2 separate regions of the Mus musculus genome follow, and region 2 is linked to region 1. A link is a contact called in ENCODE Hi-C data. All regions are on one chromosome and are shown on one strand. Each heading gives the region's core, a stretch centred on a gene start or an enhancer-like site at or near the end of the contact. The rest is flanking DNA. Distances are from core to core; before and after follow the strand shown. Region 1 holds the start of Akr1b3 (aldo-keto reductase family 1, member B3 (aldose reductase)). Region 2 holds the start of Adcyap1r1 (adenylate cyclase activating polypeptide 1 receptor 1).

Evidence for each region. A loop is a pair of places that touch in the nucleus more often than their neighbours do.
Region 2: a loop to region 1 is called in a map of T-helper 17 cell, with 24 times the contacts of the local background. The contact joins the promoter of Adcyap1r1 here to the promoter of Akr1b3 in region 1. A Hi-C loop is called at or near these places in 3 of 37 maps with a recorded cell type or tissue (T-helper 1 cell, T-helper 17 cell and regulatory T cell).

Annotation. Positions count from the first base shown.
Region 1 is chr6:34,314,784-34,319,932 of GRCm38, reverse strand. Akr1b3 (aldo-keto reductase family 1, member B3 (aldose reductase)) reads left to right here and starts at 2,444. Exons shown (of 10, transcript NM_009658.3): 1 at 2,444-2,593. The coding sequence starts at 2,528.
Region 2 is chr6:55,449,991-55,455,139 of GRCm38, reverse strand. Adcyap1r1 (adenylate cyclase activating polypeptide 1 receptor 1) reads right to left here and starts at 3,162. Exons shown (of 17, transcript NM_007407.4): 1 at 2,772-3,162.

The DNA.
Region 1 (5,149 bases), core at 1,195-3,694:
ATAAATAAATAAATAAATAAATAAATAAATAAATAAATAAATAAATATTAAAAAAAAAGAAATGTGTTTATAAAGGAAATAGTCTGACCAACGGTATCCTCTTTTGCTATGCTTTCTTCCTTTCTCAAAAGTAGTATGTCTTCTCCTCTTACTCCTTATTAAACTTGTCATCAAACATTTACATTGTATGTAAACTGCTGTTTACACACTTTGTGTCTATTTTTGTTTTAGCATCATTTCAAATACACTCTTTATTTATTTATTTATTTTTAAAACAGGGTTTCTCTGTATAATAGCCCTGGGTGTCCTGGAAATAACTCTCTCTCTCTCTCTCTCTCTCTCTCTCTCTCTCTCTCTCTCTCTCTCAGGCTGGTCTCAAACTCACAGAGATCTGCCTACCTCTGACTCCTGAGTGCTAGGATCATCTTCTTCTTCTTCTTCTTCTTCTTCTTCTTCTTCTTCTTCTTCTTCTTCTTCCTCTTCTTCTTCTTCTTCTTTTTAGATTTATTTATATGTAAGTACACTGTAGCTGTCTTTAGACATCTCAGAAGAGGGTATCAGATCTCATTACGGACAATTGTAAGCCACCACGTGGTTGCTGGGATTTTGAACTCAGGACCTTTGGAAGAGCAGGCAGTGCTCTTAACCGCTGAGCTATCTCTCCAGCCTACTTTATTCTTCTTTAAAGAAGGATATGATACATGCCCAATAAATTTTATAAAGATTATGGAGGCAACAACAGGAGTTACCAGGAGACTATTGTAACAGTGTCTCATCTTTAGTGCCATGATTGATAGGAGAATTCCACAGGTGTGCCTTTCTACATTTGACTGGCCCAGGCAAAATACTGTGTTTTAGAGGGTCAAACATACTTAGTTTATTTTGCAATAACAAAGCTTTTGCTACGTAGTGCATTTCCCTAGCTGGTGATGACTCCTCTGTGATGCCACCTGTCAGTAAAGACGCACACTTCGGTGGTGGTGGTAAGGCCTCTTTTATCTTTTGAGAAAGGATCTCGTTTAGCAACCAGGTTGACTACAACATCTCGGTCCTTTCCCCTTTATTTTCTTAATGTCAAGTAAAGAGATGTGAGCTGCCACACAGAGCAAGAGCATCACTTCACAAGACATCAATCAGCTCTTTGTGTTTGGACCCAGGAGGTTCAAAAGGCAGAGAAGTCTCTATGCCAAGAGGGATTTCACAGAGGACAAGTGGTGGGCGTCAGGTCACCTGTTATCTTACACAAACCAAATCCCCAGAACTAGACTCAAATTCAAATACTATTAATTAGAGAAAAAGTACACCAGAATTTCCACATGCCACCAGTTGTGGGGATTGGTTTTGTTAATAAAACTCAAGTGGAAAATATCTGTTCTTTATAAATTTTCCCTGGGGTGGGAGTGGAGAAGTGCCACTTTTTAAGAGGGCACCGACTGGAAAATCACCAGAATGGGATTTAGAGAGGTGGGGTTCCTGACTCATTACCTTGCAGATGCAGTTGTCCCTGTTGCGTAATCAGGGGGCAACTGGAGCATGACCCAGCAGAAGGAGACTGGAATGAAACAGACCATCACTCAGAGGGGTGTTGGACGAGTGCCAAAATTGCCGTCATAGTTCTTGGGGCAACTCAGATTATTTTAGGAAAAGTCTTTTGTTTTTCTACCTAATACAACTGATTTATTTCGTACCCCCTAACATGGAATCATTGCTGTATGAGAATGGACTTTTCCTACTATGGGATTGTTCACTTTTTTGTTCTCTGACTTTTCACTTTTCCTCCAGAGTTTAGCCAACTTATTATACTGGAACCTTCCGCTTAAGAGTCTTACTTTCCAAAATCACTTATGTGTGATCCAGAGATGAAACTTATGGGAGATCATAGCTTAACGGTTATGGATTTTTGCATCAAGTCTTGTTGAACCAGACTAAACATGTTCAGACACCGGTAGTGGTAGAAAGGTACTACAAACGGGTATTTCGTAGTTCTCTGCAAAACCGGTTGCAATCATTTTAATAGCGGGGATGGGAGTGCTTAAGTACACCTGAAATTTAACTTTTAATCTAAGGGGGGGGGGGAACGCTCTTAAATACACCTGACGCCTATCTGCTCCATCAGATTCAAAGCAAGATGTGTAAGATTCCAGAAGAGTGTCATTCTGAGATTAGAAAAGACACAGACGTCTTCTTCTGGGCTCGAAAACGAAACCAAAACTTCTCCCCAGTCTCCTTATCTCTAGTCTGCTGGTTATTTTCAGAGCTTTCCGTCTGGTGCTACAACAGCGGGCAAACACTGCCACGTGGGGCGCAAGCAGAGCAGCTGGAGAATTCCGTGCCGCTAGGACCTAGGGAAAGAAGCATCCTCGCCGACCCCTTCAGAACCGCGGCATCGACCAATCAGAAGGATCCGTCTCTCAGCCGTGCAACCAATGGCAGGCGTTCTTTCTACAGGCCGTTGGGGCTATTTAAAGGTGCGCGCCCGAGCCAGCGCTGCACATTTGCCGGTCCGGGTTTGTAACGTGCAGCGATCATGGCCAGCCATCTGGAACTCAACAACGGCACCAAGATGCCCACCCTGGGCCTGGGCACCTGGAAGGTAGGCATGCATCAGGGTGCGACCCGCCGCCCGCTGGGTGACCCTGAGCGGCCTGCGCGGAGCGGGGCTCGCGTGGCGGGGCCTGTGAGCGTATCTGGCTGCGGCCCGGCGTGTGGGGCTTCGGGCGAGCAGCGCTCGAGTCCGCGTGGGCGCCCCAGGTGGAGACACACCCACGGTGACCCGGGTGAGAGGGATTGAAGCAGAGCCCTAGATTTGTCATCTGGCACCTGTGGCGCCCCAGCCTCACGAGTGAATTGACCTCACTTGGCGCAGATGTTGCCCTCTCGGGAATGAGCCACTTGGGCCAATGGGCCTGAGATAATTAAATTAGCAGGCGAGAGCTTGCCAGGAACCAGCTTGTTTCTCTGTCCTCTAAGTCTCTGAGTGCAGTTCTTAATGGGTGCGGAACTCCTGGAGAATTAATCTGACTTCCGCGTTGCTGGGTGCCACCCACTAATAAGAAGACTTCAGGCGAGATATCCCCAAAACCTCAACACAACACAGCAGAGTTGAGAAGAGGGCCAGATACATCATAGTGAAATACAAAAAGAAAGAACCGATATTTAAAAACCAAAAATTATAACTGATTTGATTATTTGGCAACTAAGGAACCAATTTTTGGTGTTATTGCTGAAGCAGAAAAACCTAGCTCTTAAGCTACTTGCAGGGTAGTTGTATTATATATTATAGACCGATGCTGTGACCTCGATCTTTAAGAACCTTGAGTATGGTGGACCTGGGCACTTAGACACAGTGAAGGTAAGAGAAAATCAGGTAGGGTTGAATTTAAATGGTTTGAAACCAGACAGAGTCTGTTTCTACCCAAACTACAGTTAAAACAACGGGTAATGCAAATGGAGAATAAGAAACAGGTCATAGACTTGTCTTTCTCAGAACGTGTATCTAAGCCAGTAGATTAGCAAGTGCGGCTTTTGTTTCCTTACAGAGGGTCCTTGGTGACTGCAAAGGTATGATTGAATTACAACCGTGATACCAGGTTGAATTCGGTGTGGTGGAATGATAAGAAAGACGGTTTCCCTGCCATAGCAAACACAGCTACTGGACACAGCACACACAGGCACATGTAACTACAGTAGTTTTATAATACATGACCCAAATTATGGGTAGGATGATGATACTTTAATTCTGTCCCATTTCTCCAAAAACCAAGCTCATCGCTTTAGAAAAATCGTCTCATGGGCCAGCATTTTGAGATCAGTTCTGAGATAAATAAGGAGTAAGCATTCATAAGCCAGTGGCTAGAGCGCATGTGACAGCCTCAGAGAGCTGGGTGTTTGTTTAAAATAACATACATTTGTATGTATAGATCGTTTTGGTTTCTTCTCAGACATTTCTGTTACTTCCCACTGTGCCTGGATCTCAGAATGGATCCAAAAGTCATGTTGAGTTAGGTGGAGGTGAAGAAAATGTCCGCCTGTGTCTCGGGGCCCGGGGAGGTTGGGGTAGAGAGTGTGGAGGGACAAAGGGTAGCAATGGACATGAGGACAGTCCAGACTTCCAGATTTCCCTTCCTTGCATATGTGATGACACAGTATAGTATAGTCACTGTGATGGTCACAGAGGGTGTGTGGATGCGGTTTCTTGTTCTCATGGAACCACATCTGTGTCTATGTGGTACCCCACAAATCACAACAGGACTCTGACAGTCTGTATGATCCACTCTTCGCTTGAGGGAGTCCGTTTCTCCTGGAAGGTGAGGATTTCAGGCAGTTAGGAGGCACTTTTCCTTGCATCGAGTTTCTTCCTGGCTAGCTTGCCTGCCCTCGGGATCCTAAATGCACGCTAAATATACAGTAAGTATTGTATTAAAATACTGTTTTAAGTGTTGTATGGTCAGGAGGCCTTTGAGGCAGAGCTGACCGGATAGAGATCAGGTCCTTTTACTGATAGTGTTTTGACCTGGTTGAAAATCTTCAGAGGACCTGGCCATTGCCTCTTCTACACATAGGCTCGGACTGTTGCTAGGGATGGAGGGAGGGACAGCTGTGTTCTCGGACTTTTTCCAGTTAACGCCCTCTGTGCCTCAAGACCATGAGTCTTTTGAGGTGAAATTTTTTTTTGGCCTAATTGTACCCCAATCAGATTTTGATATCTCAGATAAAACTATCTATGTGCACGTGCCCTATATCCCTTTCACAGGGTCACATGGCATTCTTAAGCTGTGACAGGTTTTCATTGTTTGCTTTTTCAAGTCCAATTTTTGCATCTCTTCTTAGAAGAAAACTGCACAAGGGTCTTCCTGCCTCTTCCTGAGTTAAAGCAAGCATCACGGGCAGTCCTCTATCCTGTGGTCTGGGAGAAGTGCGGTGGTCATTGAAGTAGGAGTTTGGTTTCCTGGTTGCCTGCCTGACCAGGCTACACTGGTCAACCTTTCCATCCTTAAGATCAAAGATCATCAAATCTTGCCTCTGCAGGGCCAGCCCTGAATCTACATCTCTATGGAGTGGAGATGTCTTAAAATTAGGACAGCTTTATTGCTTGATTACAGTAGAACAAGTTTTATTAGTGTTGCTGCTAAACTAGGATATGGGCTTT
Region 2 (5,149 bases), core at 1,913-4,412, about 21 Mb before region 1:
GTTAAAACATAGTCAAGTTTAGTTTCTGTTCATATATCCTCTGTGCAGGACAAAGTCATTATAGTCAAGTGCAATGCCCACAGAGTCTAAAATACTAACTAGATTCACGGGAGGGTGAGGGGGGAGTCACATCCCATGTTCTAGGCTCCTGCAACACAGTGTATACACACACACACACACACACACACACACACACACACACACACACCTGAACCTTCATTAAGGCTGGCTTTGTGACCAAATGTTCCCAGACCTTTCGTGAGAATGTCTTTCTGTTGCTGCCTACTTCCCTCTCTCATCCCGGCGCCCAGGCAGGTATCAAGGGACGCGTACATGCCTTCCCAGCTGTGTGTCACTCCTCTGTGTGTCAGTGTGGGGGTGGGTATTATTGTGTGCTTCTGACGGCATCCAGAGCTCAGTACAAACACATCACAGCGAAGGGTTTTCCTGCCTCCATGTTCCCAGGCAGCTGGAGCGTGAGGGCCAATCCATTCAGACGTACAAGCCCAGCTCCTTTTAGTCAGAGGTGGCTGGAAGCTTCTGAGGCCTCTCTGCCTTCTGGGGGTAAAAAAGCCCCCACCTCTCCTGCCTGGGGCATCACAGCTCTCCTCACACATATCCTCAGGCCCTTCAGTCACCTCAGGGTCAGCTCCAAAGCCAGTGACTCTCAGGTGAGCATGACACTCCTGATCCTAGGCAAACCTCTGCACTGGGCACCCTGGGTTCTGCCATTTGGTCAACAATCCTGAACGATGAACAGAACGCATCCCTGCCAGACCACCTCCTCAGTGAGAAAACCGCCTTGTGGCCCTAGCTACTGTCCTTTCTAGACTCCCACCTGGGTGCTGATCTATAAATATCCACTGAGTCCATGTCACCATTCAATACAAATGGAAGAAAGGAGTGTCCAGAAGTAGGAGCATGACAGAGAGGTGACCATGTGAGAAAACAAGAGCTCCAAAGTGCTTCCCCAATCAGCCCCCCACGAGCCTGAAACACACACACACACACACACACACACACACACACACACACACACACACACACACACACAAAACAGGATGTGAATGCGAGCTTTAGCCTGGCTCAGTCTTGGGAGTACAGGAAAAGGTCCTCCTCCAGGCTCACCACAGACATGTTTCCTCGATACACAGAGACAGACAGACAGACAGACCCTTGGGGATCTCAGCACAGATGCACCACCACCCATGAACCACTACTGATGGCAGAAAGTAGGAGGGACCACATCTGACTCCTGGTCACACCACACACACTTGTTGATGGATTGGTCAGAAGATCTGGCTCAAGGCCGGCTCCAGCATGTCCTGTCTTTAATTTGTGTGTTCAGAGTTTGGCTTGTGTCCAGACTGGGGCCTTTGCCTGTTCTTTCCAAGGTCAATGAGGAGCAGGAGTCCTAGGCCTGCACTTGGGAATGGGGGCTCCTCCAGCCTTACCTGCCACCATATCAGATGCATCTCAAGGCCTTCTGAGCAAAGAGCTACCTGCTATCCCTGGGCTCCAAAAGGCCTCATCACAGTACAAGTAACCCTTGTCCCAAACCCACAGCCACCCTCCAGCCTGCAGCTTGACCTTCCGAATGGTCTGCCTCAGTCCAACTGCAGTCTGGGGGCAGACTGCCTTCCACGTCCTCTGTATGGGCTCTAAATTCCTACATACCCTCACAGGAATGCACCTGAGCTGCCACAGGGAAAAAAAAATCCAAACAGATGCCTATTTCTCTCTCTTTAGGCCATGAGGGAATTATGGGACATACAGCCTGAAGTAAAGAAAAGTAGTCACAGCAGCCCTGAAATGGACTGAGGAATTAGCCAGACCCCCTCTCATGCCAAGGTGGTCCAGAAGGCTCTGGGTTCCTAGAACTGAAGCTCCACTCCCTAGCAGCGAGGGAAATGCCATCGCCATCCCCTTCCTGCGTGTTTGCTCCTGAAGATCTAGTTCCACGAACTGGTGCCTGGTCCCTTGCTCTTGCTGACAATATGATCCTGCTCCCAGTAGTCAGCTAGCTACTGCAGAGCCTGGGCCTTTAAAACAAACATCAGGGGTCTCGGAGGGGCCCACTACAGCAACCCCACTCCCACAGCGATTTTCCCCCACAGGCCCTGCAGGGCGTTTCCTTGTTAGACCACCAACCCCCAAGCGTCTCTTGGTCAACCTCTCCCCGAGCCCCGGGGAAAGACTATCCTTAGGATAGTCCTATAGCCGTAGGGCTATCCTTTTAAAAACAATGCTAAAGCTTATCTCTATTGGGGGCACAAACTAAATTGATCCCTATCTTATCTCCGCAGCTCATCCCTCAAACGCCCTGCAGACTGTAGAACCGAGTTCCCAAGAGACCCTCCAGCATTTCTTTCCAAATCCACGTAGGCGCTTTGGTCCGACCTGGAGACAGGGAGATCGAGCTCTGGGGGATCTCTGGCCGTAGTGTCATTCGTGCCCCTGAATGCCTCTTTCTGGCACCAGAAAAGGCTGAGACAGCTAGGCCGATACTCACTGAATGGTCTACAATAATGTGCTCCAAGCCACGGTCCGACACTTGGATGGAGCAGAGAGAAGCGTAGGCAGCCCGCGGCGGCGGGAGAGGATGGGCTCCGACTCTGTGCCCCGCGTTGGCCCTCGCTGGCTTTGGGTTTGGCAGAGCACGCGGCTCCTGGAGACCTCTGGGCTGAAGGAGGGGTCCAAGGGCCCCGCTGGAAAAGGGTCTGGCGCTGGGCGAGTGCGGAGCAGAAGGACAGGCCAGGAGTGGTCCTTACCTGATGGCCTCGGGGCTGGTCGGGACTGCTGGGCGCAGGGGCTGAAGGTGCAGGAGGACGCGCAACCCGCGAATCCGCGCCCAGAGCCGCACTGGCTGGAGCGTGTGCGCCGCGGAGCGCGCGCCGAGCCTGGTCTCTCGGTGCGTGTGGCCGCGAGCAGCCAAGTCTGTGTGTCCCTGCGCCGCGGTGTGTGCGTACTGCACAAGGGACCGCGCTGCTCCAAAGTCGCAGCCAGTCGCAGTCGGGAATCGGAGCGAGGCGTCCCTCGTCTCCTTTAGCCCACCCTGTGCCACTCGACCGGCTCTGTCCTGCGGGAGAGGCGCCGCCTCTGCTGCGCAGCCAGGCCCGGGGCCGAGGGAGGCGATAGACCACCGCCTCCCCGGCAGACCTCGCAGGCGGGGGGTGGGGTGCAGGCCAATGAGAGCCCGGGGGGCGGGGTTAGGCCGGGGGCAGAGATGGGGAGCTGGATGAGGACCACCGCGCTGACACAAGCCAGAGCTGCAGCAGGGACCCAGGGCGCGGAGGCGGAGGTAACAGCCCCCCTTTCCCAGTTCTGTCGCAGAGCTTCCGGGCTGAGTTGTGCCTTCCTCAGGGCTCACCACCTTTCTGTCCAACAGCAAAACATCCACTAGAGAAAGCCCTCTCCCTCTCTTCTCTGTGTTCCAAGCCTCCTCTGGCAACCTGCCACCTGAGCAAGTCCCTGGCCCTCTTTGGGCCCTCCTCTGCTCACAGTCAGGGGTCTAGAAGGGATGAATTGCAGGTGCCTATCTAGATGTCCTCGAATGTGACACCCCAGAGAACACCTCTATAGCCAGAAAAGGAGTAGAGGTGCTTACGGGAAGTCTGTTAAAAATAAATGAGACTGCCCTGCCAGCTCTGGGAGTTTGGGTGTGCGGCCTGATGTTTCTGAGCCTCCACTTCTTCACCTGCACCACATCGTTTCTATTTCTGGGCTCATGAGAAGAACAACATTGTGTAGGAACAGTCTGTGTGCCAGTAGCAAACTTGTACTAGGCTCATATATTCACTGATGCTAAACAAATTACTATTGTTGTTGGTGATATGGTGTACTCACCCTTCTTCTGGTACAATTTGATAAGCAGGAGCTTAATGAGCAGAACTCAGTCAAATAAGGTCACAGTGCCAATATCCTGCCACCTCCAGTTTGGCATAACTGTGTCCAGTCACAGCATCCTGAGTTCTTTGTATCCCCATCACTTAGTCTCAACTGGCTTCTGTCATTGCCTGTTCAGGCAAGTTCTGAGCCACCCTTGATGTGTGTCCTTCTGAAGAACCTTCAAGGAAGAAGAGGGAAGGAGAAAGAACTTGAGCCTTTTGTTAGCAAGGTCAGTCTAGCTGAAAACAAAAGGACAAGGAGATGGAGAAGACCCATGAATGGGAGCCACACAGAACCCTAACTGGTAAGACCTACATGATCATTTTACATCCGACTTCACAATGAAAACAGAAAGGCTAAGAATAGGAAGCAACCTGATGCTCCAGAAAGATGTATGGAGTGTCCTATATACAGACAGCAAGTTTATGATTCCCCACTTAGTCCAGGAAGCACTGGTCACCTCGTAGACAGCTGGCACTCGCTTGTGTTCTTTCAGGCCATGTTCCAAAGGAAGAGCAGTGGAGAATATGTCTTCTCTCTTAAGAGTGGTCAGGACCCCCTCTAGGGAGAGTACAGCTAGACGCTGGGCAGAAGTCAGCAGTCAATCAGGAGCAGCTCTAGAACGCACTGCATCTCTCTCTGGTCTGTTTTCCCAAACTGGAGGTCAGCTTCTCTACTTGGCCTCCAGCCTTGATGTAGGACGGATCAAATGAGATGTCACCTGTGAAAGTACTCTGCAAACTGCGAGACATTCAAGGGGAGGCAGGGCTGTTGATAGCCTCCACATAGGAAGTGGAACATGAAACATGGGACATTGGCACTAGGGGCTGCCAGGGAGGGGGAGATGCAATCACTTACCCACAGTAGATCAGATCACTCCACTACGGGAATCCTGACGCTTTGAGTTTGTGCATCCAGTTCCTGGCTCATTACATACTGCTGGTTCTTCATGTCTGTGTCTGGGAACCAGAGCCCTGCTTTCTGTTGTGTGTTAGCAGGTGCACATCATGGAATATGAGAAAGACAGTCATGGTGGGTGTCTTCCTCTATCCAGGCAACCAGCTGTGCAGAAAGAAATGAGACATTCATGTAAACCCACATGTCTTCCCTTTGCTTCACAGCCTATGGCCTGAAGGTGAGTCCCTGGCAGACTCCAGGTAGAGGACAGTCAGACTTACTACTTGTACCCAACCTAAGAGCCAGGTATGCCTGAAGTCATCCAAGAGCGATGCTTTTTCCTAGTTGATTCACCTCACAGGAG